Linked DNA regions of Homo sapiens: region 2 is linked to region 1. Evidence: chromatin loops called from intact Hi-C (ENCODE). Cell type or tissue: PC-3. All regions are shown on one strand. Each heading gives the region's core, and the rest is flanking DNA. Links, peaks and the distances in the headings are about the cores only.

Evidence for each region. A loop is a pair of places that touch in the nucleus more often than their neighbours do. Peaks named below come from ENCODE experiments on the same cell type or tissue, not always from the same donor. Only the 100,000 strongest peaks of a DNase experiment are listed, where the experiment ranks them.
Region 2: a loop joins it to region 1, with 2.2 times the contacts of the local background. A loop is called at or near these places in 1 of 110 quality-filtered maps.

What each region holds. Positions count from the first base shown.
Region 1 is chr10:44,827,310-44,832,694 of GRCh38, forward strand. It overlaps TMEM72-AS1 (TMEM72 antisense RNA 1), which reads right to left. Exons shown (of 8, transcript NR_033842.1): 4 at 3,691-3,936. Among named protein-coding and RNA genes, the nearest start is that of TMEM72, 81 kb to the right of the region's middle. RefSeq lists an enhancer at 1,878-2,741. In PC-3, for the core only: no CTCF peak of the experiment used is centred there; a DNase peak (open chromatin) is centred at 2,892; H3K4me3 peaks cover 1,091 bases; H3K27ac peaks cover 1,607 bases.
Region 2 is chr10:44,749,825-44,755,209 of GRCh38, forward strand. No RefSeq gene overlaps it. Among named protein-coding and RNA genes, the nearest start is that of TMEM72, 160 kb to the right of the region's middle. RefSeq lists silencers at 3,383-3,583, 3,543-3,743. In PC-3, for the core only: no CTCF peak of the experiment used is centred there; a DNase peak (open chromatin) is centred at 3,207; H3K4me3 peaks cover 726 bases; H3K27ac peaks cover 1,878 bases.

The sequences.
Region 1 (5,385 bases), core at 169-5,168:
AGAAAAGTGTTGGCTTTTTTATTTTAACTAGTGCTTAGCAAGTTTAAAACAATATAAATGGTGAAGGCCATCACACACGCATCCCTTCATTTGACACTTCAGGTCACGGCATCTGTCTGAACCTCCATGGCTCATCCCATTCAACAAATGTTTGACTGAGCAAATATTTGACGGCAGGTCTTGCGGAACATATGTGTGACAGGGAAGGACTGACAGGGTGATGCCACAGAGATGAGCAGCAGGGACCCAGCTCAGCACTCTCCCTTCCGGGCAGAGCTGTGTCCTCCCGCGAGTGCGTCGGGGCAGAAGCCACAGAGTCCACGTGGGGTCCCTCTAGAGTCTGCACCTGTGAAAACAACTGCACCTCCCTCATCCTCCATGTGCGTGCCTGACAGGGCCTGGCTCTCTGGCCAGGGGCCAGGGGGAGCTGCCCAGAGACGGCCCTTCAACACAAGAGCAGCAGGAGTCAAGCAGGAAACCCGGAGAGCCACTCCCTGAGGAGGAGCAGCCCCAAGGGATTGTGGGGGGCCAGTGTCAGCTTGGCCTCAGACATCCCAGCACGGGTGCAGAGGAGCACAGCACTGTAGTCCCCCCAGCTCAGTCGCTGTCCCTGCTGCCTGACCCAGCTGCCCAGCCTCTTTGTCACTGGTCACATGATTCTTTCACAAAACAAGTAGAACAAGGCATGGTTGTATGAATTTCTAGCTCCCTACCCTCCAGCCTGGGTAGGTCAGGGCACCTGTCTGAACCTCCATTGCTCATCCCATTCAACAAATGTTTGAGCAATCATTTGATGGCAGGTCTTGCGGAAGATATGGCTTATAGAACACGAAGCACATGTTTCTTTTGCAATTGCAGCACATCTTACATGTATGTAAAAAGTAGCTCAATTAAACAGATGAGTGTTAATATTCAAAGATGAGGAAACACATTCTCTACATTGCTGATGGTGTTTATGTCTGCAAAGGGAATTCGGATTGGGAGGATGGATGGAAATTAGAGCTTGGAATCCACAATCAGACCAACACAGGCCTTTGGCGGCTGGGAAGAGGGTCGGGTGCCCTGATCTTCAGGGCCTCCAGCGCTGGGTTCGGGGTTCCTGACCAGGATCCTGAAGCTCCACCAGCTCGACAGCCTTGCAGAAAACAACAAGGGGGGCTCGGGCCTCTGTAAATATCTGTTCTTTTTCTGCTCACAGTCTCCACAGGAGGGGATGGGGCTGCATTTAGCTGCTAAAGCCTCTTCCTCTGTAAGTAGGATATTAAGGGATGGAGTCCAGCTAGATAAATAAACCAAGTCCCTGAGGCGAGACCCTTGCTGCCCCCGTAGACCGGAGAAAGTTCCCATAGTCGGACTCCGAGCCAGCAGCTGAAGGGCCTCCTCATGTTTCAGGATTCGGGAGAGGAGGGGCCACGAGGGATCAGCTGTGGATCACATCCCAAACGCCGCTCCTCTCTGGGCTAACACCGCTGGGCCTGGGGATCCTCGTGTGCGGAGGAGGACGAAAGTGTGCCGGCAGCTGGCTGGATCCTGGAAAATGCAGAGGGGAGGGGAGGGCCTGTGGGGACCCTAAAGGCCCCAAGGAGAGGCTGCGGGAAGGCCAAAGGCTGGCGCTCTTATTCCCAGGCATGCCAAGCCCCTGGCTCACACAGGCCTGTGGGGCTCAGTAAAGGACACAACACAACCCTTCTCTGGGCTCCTGGCTGTCTGGCGGGGGAAAAGAGTTGGAAAAAGAAGGCCCATATATCTTAAAATGATAAAAAGTGATGGCCACATACATTGTCAGATGCCTATGTCATTGTCACTTAAGGCATTATGGGGACAGATGGCAAGACAAGCACCATGCAATAATGAGTTCCAACCTGAGTTCTCCTGCTCTGCTAAGGGGTCCTGCGCGCTGGGTAGAGGCCAGGGAGACAGTGTTGATCCACAGACCTGGGAGGAAGAAGTCACCAGGCTCTGTGAGGATCAGCAGAAACCAAGCAGACATCCCACTGCACTGCCCAGGAACCTGGTGGGCATCACACATTTGGAAATACTTTTAGGGAAAGGGGGCAGAAGACAAAGGGGAGCAGTAAAGCAAGTAAGAGTGTCTGTCCAAAAGTCACCAAGAGCAGCTTACAAATCCTGTTCACAGGCGCTCTTGCCTAGACGCCCCTTCCCGGGTCCCAGCGCTTCAGCGCAGCCAGTGTCTTTCCTGTCTTTCCACTCTGAGTCCTCAGGCCAGGCCAGCTCCATGTCCGGGTGCCTTAGCACAGCCTTTGCCCCCAGCCGTGGGGTTGGGAGGCTTCACACCACTCGCTCCAGCCTGCTCCGGGTGTGAAGGCAGCACCTACATGCAGTCCTAACCCTCACCCTGCCTGGAGCACAGAGCCCCAGGTGAATGCTGGCTGGAAGGATTAGTACACTCATCATGTAGGACAAGAATACTATCCCCATTTTTGGACAAATAAACTGAGGTTTTGATTTTTTTGTGTATGTAATTATAAGAGTAAACTGGGAGTAGTTCCAGAGCTGCTTATTCTAAATCTCTCACACACTACCTTCTCAAAGTTAAGTGGAGGCACTGCCTTGATTGTTTCAGCAGGCCCACTCGAAAGTTGCCGGTGAAGGGATGTTCTGGTACTGAATTGAAAGGGAGACAACAAAAGGAGCCAGTGGCCAGTGAGAACACCTCAGAGGGTGTCCACACACCAGCCCCCCTGCTCTCTCCACCACAGGAGCGTTTAGCATTTGCAAATGTGAGTGGAGAGCCTCAAGATTTCGCCGAACTTGGAAAGCATCAGAGAAGAACTACTAATATCTCCATTCACTATGTGCTAAGCACCCTTTGATACACATTGCAGGGTTAAAAAGGTAAACCAAAGCACAGTAAAATTTTTAAAGAGTTTGAGCAAACAGGGATTCATGAATTAGGCAGCTCCAAAGAGGAAGTGGTTTGTGAGTTCCATCAAAGGAATGCAAGAAGGAGATTTCTATAATACAAACAGGGAAGTCAAACAAAAGAAAATATTTAATTGATTATGGATATGCAATTGGCTTATTGAGTCTATCCCACTGAAAAAACCTCTAGTTACATACAAGCATACCTTGGAGACATTGCGGGTTCAGTGACAAACTACTGTCTGCAAATACTGCAAATATCACAATCAAGTGTGTCACATGTTTTTTGTTTCCCACTGAATACCAGTTATGTTTATAGTATACTATAGTCTATGAAGTGTACAATAGCATTATGTCTAAAAAAGCAGTGCACATACCCTAATTCAAAAATACTTCATTGCTGAGAAATACTAATGATTATCCGAGCCTTCGGAGACTTGTAATCTTTTTCTGGTGGAGGGTCTAGGCTTGATGTTGACATGTTGACGGCTGTTGATTAATCAGGGCAGTGGTTGCTGAAGGTTGGGGTGGCCATGGCAATTTCATAAAATAAGACAACAATGAGGTTTACTACATCCATTGACTCTTTCATGAAAGATTTCCCTGTAGCATGTGATGCTGTTTGATAGTATTTTACCCACATTAGAACATCTTTCAAAATTGGAGTCAATCCCCTCAAGCACTCCCACTACTTTATTGTAATCTACATTTATATAAAATTATTCATCCTTTGTTGTCATTTCACAATGTTCACAGCACTTTCACCTGAAATAGATCCCATCTCAAGAAAGCACTTTCTTTACTCACCTGTAAGAAGCAACTCCTCATCTGTTCAAGTTTTATCATGAGATTGCAGCAATTCAGTTTAATCTTCAGGCTCCACTTCTGATTCTATTTCTTTTGCTGTTTCCACCATATCTGTAGGTGCATTCTCCACTGAAGCCTTGAATCTCTCATAGTCATCCACAAGGGTTGAAATCAACTTCTTTCAAACTCCTGTTTATGTTGATATTTTGATCTCCTCTCATGAATCATGAATGTTCTTAATGGCATCTAGAATGGTAAATTATTTCCAGAAGATTTTTAATTTACTTTACCCAGATCCATCAGAGGAATCACTATCTATAGGAACAATAGTCTTACAAAATTTGTTCCTTAAATAATAAGACTTGAAAGTCAAAATTACTCCTTGATTCATGGGCTGCAGAATGGATGTTGTGTTAGCAGGCATGAAACATTAATCTCTTTGTATATGTCCATCTTGGGTGACCAGGTGCATTGGCAATGAGCAGTAATGTTTTGAAAATAATCTTTTTTCTGAGCACTAGGTTTCACTTATGTGTTTAAAATATTCAGTAAACCATGCTGTAAACAGATGTGCCATCATCAAGGCTTTGTTTTTTCAGAAAGAGGAAATTTAGCATAATTCTTAAGGGCTCTAAGTTTTTTTGGAATAATAAACGAGCATTGGTTTCAACTTCAAGTCGCCAGCTGCATTAGCCCCTAACAAGCCTGTCATTTGAAGCTTTGAAGCTTTGAAGCTTTAAAGCTAGACATTGACTTCTCTCTACGTACAAAAGTCCTAGATGGTATCTTCTTTCGACAGAGGACTGTTTTATCTACACTGAAAATCTGTTGTTTAGTGTAACCACCTTCATCAATGATCTTAGCTAGATCTTCTGGAGAACTTACTGCAGCTCCTCCATCAGCTCTTGCTGCTTTACCTTGTACTTTTATGTTATGGAGACAGCATCTCTCCTTTAACCTCATGAACCAACCTCTGCTAGCTTCCAACTTTTCTTCTGCAACTTTCTCACCTCTCTCATCCTCTATAGAACTGAAGAGTTAGGGCCTTGCTGTGGATTAGGCTTTGGCTTAAGGAAGACTGTGGCTGTTTTGATCTTCTACTTGGACCACTTAAACTTTCTCTGTATCAGCAATAAGGCTATTTCACTTTCTTATCGTTCATGTGTTCATTGAATACATGAATGATGATTTTCTCTAAGAAATTAACTTTCTCAAGAATGTTTCCTTTGCATTCACAACTTGGCTAACTCTTTGGTGCACAAGACTTAGCTCTCAGCCTGTCTCCACTTTTGACACGCCTTCCTCACTAAGCTTAATTGTTTCTAGCTGTTGATTGAAAGTGGGAGATGTGGACCCTTCCTTTCACTTGAACACTTAGAAGTCATTGAAGAACTATTAATTGTCCTAGTCTCAACATTGGTATGTCTCAGGGAAAGGGAGGCCTGCGGAGAGGGAAAGAGAGGGAAACAGTCTCTCTTTTCAGTAGAGCGGTCAGAACACACACAACCTTTATCTACTAAGTTCGCCATCTTATATGGGTATAGTTTGTACCCCCTGCAAAAAATTACAACAGCAACATCAAAGATCACTGATGACAGATCACTATATATAATAATAATGAAAAGGTTTGAAATATTGTGGGAATTACCAAAATGTGACAACAAAGTGAGCATATGCTGTTGGAAAAATGGTGCC
Region 2 (5,385 bases), core at 159-5,158, 77 kb before region 1:
GTGTTGCCTTTCCATGATATTTTATGGCAATAGGTGGAGTTAAGCTGACTTATCTGCTTCACGTTTTTGCTTCACAGCAGAGGTCTCTTCATTTGATTCTCTTTTATGTGTCTACTTCTTTATAAATACTGTGAAATGTGAGACCTATATTTTTATAGTACTTTTTCTCTATATGCAATGCAATTCTTGAAATATTTGGATTATTAACAAATTTTTAATTGTTTTCTAATAACTGTATTTGTGCTTTCTTTCCCCCAATTTTTCTGCTTTCTCTGGTTTTAATTGGCCATTTTATATAATTCCATTTTATATCCTCTCAGTGTGTGAATTATAATTCTATTTTTTATTTTATAGTAATTGCCATAGGTTTTCCAATATTCATCTATATCTAATCTAAGTTTACCTTCAGATCACACTATAGAGCTTCATATGCAGTGCAAGTACCAGAATATTTCTAATTTCTCCCTCCCACAAGTTATCACATTACTGCCATTCATTGGTCACTGCCAAGGGCTGGAGGGAGGGGTGACAGCTAATGGATATGGGGTATCTAAATATTTTGTAATTATTAATAGATAGTGGTAATTTGTTAATATCCAAATATTTCAAGAATCACATTGCATATAGATAAAAAAGTAATATAAAAATATAGGTCTCACATTTTACAGTATTTTAGAAACAAGTCAATAACCTGGTTTCATGTGAATACACAAAAAACCTCTGAATCACACACTTTAAATGGTTAAATTTTGTAGTGAATTATATCTCAATAAAGGTATTATTAACAAAAGCTCACATATTGTATGATCCTGTGTATATAATATTTTGAAATGACATTATAGAAATGGAAAACAAATGAGTGGTTCCCAGGTATTATGAATGGGGGGAGGGAAAGGGGACACAGGTGGGTGTGGTTATAAAAGGGCCACAAGGTGATCTTCGTGGTGCCAGAGATGTCCAGGAGTTTCTGTGACAGTGGATACATGTGATTACAAATGTAATAAAATTAGATACAACTAAGTACATCCACAAATGAGCACAAGGAAAACTGGAGACATTTGAATAAAATCAGTGGGTCGTATCAATGTCAATAACCTGATTGTGACATTATACTATAATTTTGCAAGTGGTCACCACTGGGGGAAACTGTGGGGGTACATGGGATCTCTCTGTTATTTCTAACAACTGAGTGTGAATTTACAATTATCTTAAAATAAAATTTTAATTTAAAAAAGGTATAAATCAACCAAGATGTCCTAGGTGAATAGATAAATATGCTGTGGTACGTTTATATGATGGGCTATTATTGAGGACTAAAAAGAAATGAGCTATCCAGCCACAAAAGACATGGAAGAAGTGTAAAGGCATATTATGAAGTGAAAGTAGACAATCTGAAAAGGCTTCATACACTATGATTCCAACTATCTGACATTCTGGAAAAGGCAAAACCATAGAGGCACTAAAAAGATCAGGTACTGCCAGGGCTGGGCAGACAAAAGGATGACTAGGTAGAGCATATGGGATTTAGGGAAATAAAACTATCCTGGTATATTCATACTATAGTGGTAGATAAATCACATTCTGTGTTGTTAAAACCCATAGAATGTACACCAGTGAAGTCTAATGGACTCTGGGTGACAATGGTGCATTGATGTTGGTTCACCAATTGTCATGAGTGAGCCCTCTGGAAGAGAATGCTGATGGTGAGGGAGGCTGGAGGGTTGCCGGGGGTAATGTGTGTGGGAACTCTCTGTACTTGCCAGTCAACTTTGCTGTGAAGCTAAAACTACTCTAAAAAATAAATGCTATTAATTTTTTTAAGCAAAGAGTGAAAAGCAGTCCACCCAGTTTCTTTTTCTTTCTTTCTTTCTTTCTTTCTTTCTTTCTTTCTTTCTTTCTTTCTTTCTTTCTTTCTCTCTCTCTCTCTTTCTTTCTTTCATGAACACTACCATAGTGGAAGCTACCTTACTCATGCTTGAGTCAACCTGCTGAATTGATTAATGTTTCCCATTCTCTCTTCAAATATATTGAACAACGTATACGGCAATGCAGAAAACTTGGGACTAGAAAACCATTCATTAGCATGTGTACAAATTTCTGCACCTTCCAGAAGAGTTTGCCTCAATTATATGTTATTATGTGATAATCAAGTATTATTAAATTGATATACCAGTATGAAAAGAGAGCTGTTGAATATAATGAAATTAAGCTGGATATTTTGGAAGAACTCTATACAGCCAAGTTTTAAGGAAATTCTTCTCAAATTGGGAATGAGAGAAACAACAGCAAAGTATTGAAAAAAGTTTATTTCAAAAACTTCAGCAAAATTCTGTACCTACATTGCTTTGCAAGAGTTCTGCTTTAAATAATTGCACATTATTATAGGTATGGTTTATGCAAGAAAGATGATGCAGCACAACTTGGTCTCATTTACCTGTCTGAAGTTGAAAGAAAATGGTTATGGTTAACATGTTAAACTTTATAATTTCAGCATTACCTCTGTATTCTGATGAGACAGCCCTAGTCATGATAACTGTGAGAATTTGTGCTTGACATTTTCTACATGGTTCAGGTACATGGGGGTCTAATTGTGCTGAAATGCAGATGTGCCATACCCACAGATGATGCCTTTAGAACTCTGTCAACCTGTGTCGAACCCTTCTGAGGAGAATCTGAACAATGTCATCTGAACCTTGGGTAATTCGCAGTCTATAAATTCCAGACCATTTTCAATGTAGGGCCCTCATTACAAGACAGGGCATCAGGCCTCAAAAACATCTGTGAGTCAGGTCCTGTGGGCTTTGCCACTGTCTCCAGCACACAATTCAAAGATGAGATGATATATGCCTATGTAGACACAGAAGGGGCAGTCATGGAGGGACAAGAAAGGCTTTTTTCATGGCTTTGTAACACTATTGAAGTTTTTTTTTAACAAAATCTACCTACAGGTTTCAGAGCCATGGAAACATGATCCATGGTTCCTTTCGATGTTCTTTTCATTGTGCTTTCCAAGGACTATTGACATTTCATCCATAACAGCAGGGTATGTTTTTAATGGGTTGGTAGAAAACATACTTATCCAAATATAGGCCTCGTGGTATATTTGTCATGCAACTTGGCCTTGCAGTTGGAGTTGAAAGCTGCTGCTGTCAAAGGAAATATTTGGGTGACTCAGCCAAGAAAGCAGTTTATTGGTTTTGGCAGCAGACAATAGGTGAATATTTCATGGAGGAGAGAGGTTTTAATAGTTGTTTATACAATCTGCCCAGCCATGGCCAAGGTTGTTTAGATTGGTGAATTGAACAATATTTCATTCCTCATGAGCCTGCTGACTTCTGTTGATGGGTTGATGATGCCACTATTTGCTTTACATGATTGGGGTAAATTTCTCACTTCACCAATATAGTCTCCAGCTCCCTGGAGGAGCAACATCTAGGGTTTGGGGCATCTGTGCTAGACAAGCTCCTTTAGTCCTCTGCCAATTTGGCAGGAGCCTACAGAAAATTCCTGCTGCACCTTTTTAATGATTGTGGAAGTCTACATAGCTCAGTGACTCTGGTTAGAGTGCATTTTATCACAAGAGCTTGCCTGTGTGTGTGAGTAGATTACAGCATGTCGGCTACCCACTTTCCCAGGGAGGCTGGATGCACTGGATATGCACAGTAAGGACACCCTGGTCTACGGTGCTGGGAAGGTCAGATAAATTGGTATGACATGTCAGAAGCCATAGCATTTACAATTATAGTATGCAAAACATGCTCACACACACACAGACACAGAAATGAGTCAATGGGTCTGAGAAGCCATGGGGTATATTTTAAAGGGCATTTCCTTAAAACACAGACGGTCAGGATTCTACTATCAATATTTACCACCTTTGTGACTTTGAGTAGCTCCCTGTGTAGGAAGGAACCTCAGTTTCCAGCGTATGTTAGGGGGTTTGGAGAGTTGGCTTTTAAGCCATCATCCAGATTTGACATTCTATGATGAAAAGAAAAACTCTGAAGCAAAGTGCTTTGATCATAGGACTAAGAAGAGTAAGATTTAGATGGAGAAGACTTTAGTGAAATATCAGAGGACAACAGGCATTTGTGTTCTACAGAATGAGCATAGGCTGAGGAGAAGGAACCAGCCCCACCTTTGCTGGCCATATGGCCAAGTGCAGGTCTGGGTCAATGAAACCAGAACAACAATGCCTGCCTCACCTGGACACAGGGGACTGGTGGAGCTCGAGTGAAGACACACTCTGTAGAGGAGAAAACACTGTACATATGTGAGAGGAATGTATCTGCGTATTTGCAGCACTAAAATGGCTTGCCCAGTGCAGTCCATGGTGATTCATGTACCTTTTACCATCTTTTTTAAAATTATTATTATACATTAAGTTCTGGGATTCATGTGCAGAACGTGCAGATTTGTTACATAGGTATACATATGCCATTGTGGTTTGCTGCACCCATCAACCCGTCATCTAGGTTTTAAGCCCTGCATGCATTAGGTATCTGTCTTAATGCTCTCCCTCCCCTTGCCCCCCACCCCCTGACAGGTCCCAGTCTGTGATGTTCCCCTCCCTGTGTCCATGTGTTCTTATTGTTCAACTCCCACTTATGAGTGAGAACATGCGGTGTTTGCTTTTCTGTTCCTGTGTTAGTTTGCTGAGAATAATAGTTTTCAGCTTCATCTACGTCCCTGCAAAAGACATGAATTCATTCTTTTTTATGGCTGCATAGTATTCCATGGTGTATATGTACCAAATTTACAAGAAAAAAACAAACAACCCCATCAAAAAGTGGGCAAAGGATATGAACAGACACTTCTCAAAAGAAGACATTTATGCAGCCAATAAACATATGAAAAAAAGCTCATCATCACTGGTCATTAGAGATATGCAAATCAAAACCACAATGAGATACAATCTCACACCAATTACTATGGCAATCATTAAAAAGTCAGGAAACAACAGATGCTGGAGAGGATGTGGAGAAATAGGAACCCTTTTACACTGTTGGTGGGAGTGTAAATTAGTTCAACCATTGTGGAAGACAGTGTGCGATTCCTCAAGGATCTAGAACCAGAAATACTATTTGACCCAGCAATCCTATTACTGGGTATATACCCAAAGAATTATAAATCATTCTGCTATGAAGACACATGCACATGTATGTTTATTGCAGCACTATTTACAATAGTGAAGACTTGGAACCAACCCAAATGCCCATCAATGATACACTGGATAAAGAAAATTTGGCACATATACCATCTTTTTCTTTTTATTTCTTTGAAACAGAGTCTCGCTCTATTGCCCAGGCCGGAGGGCAGTGGCCCAATCTTGGCTCACTGCAACCTCCACCTCCTGGGTTCAAGCAATTCTCCCACCTCAGCCCT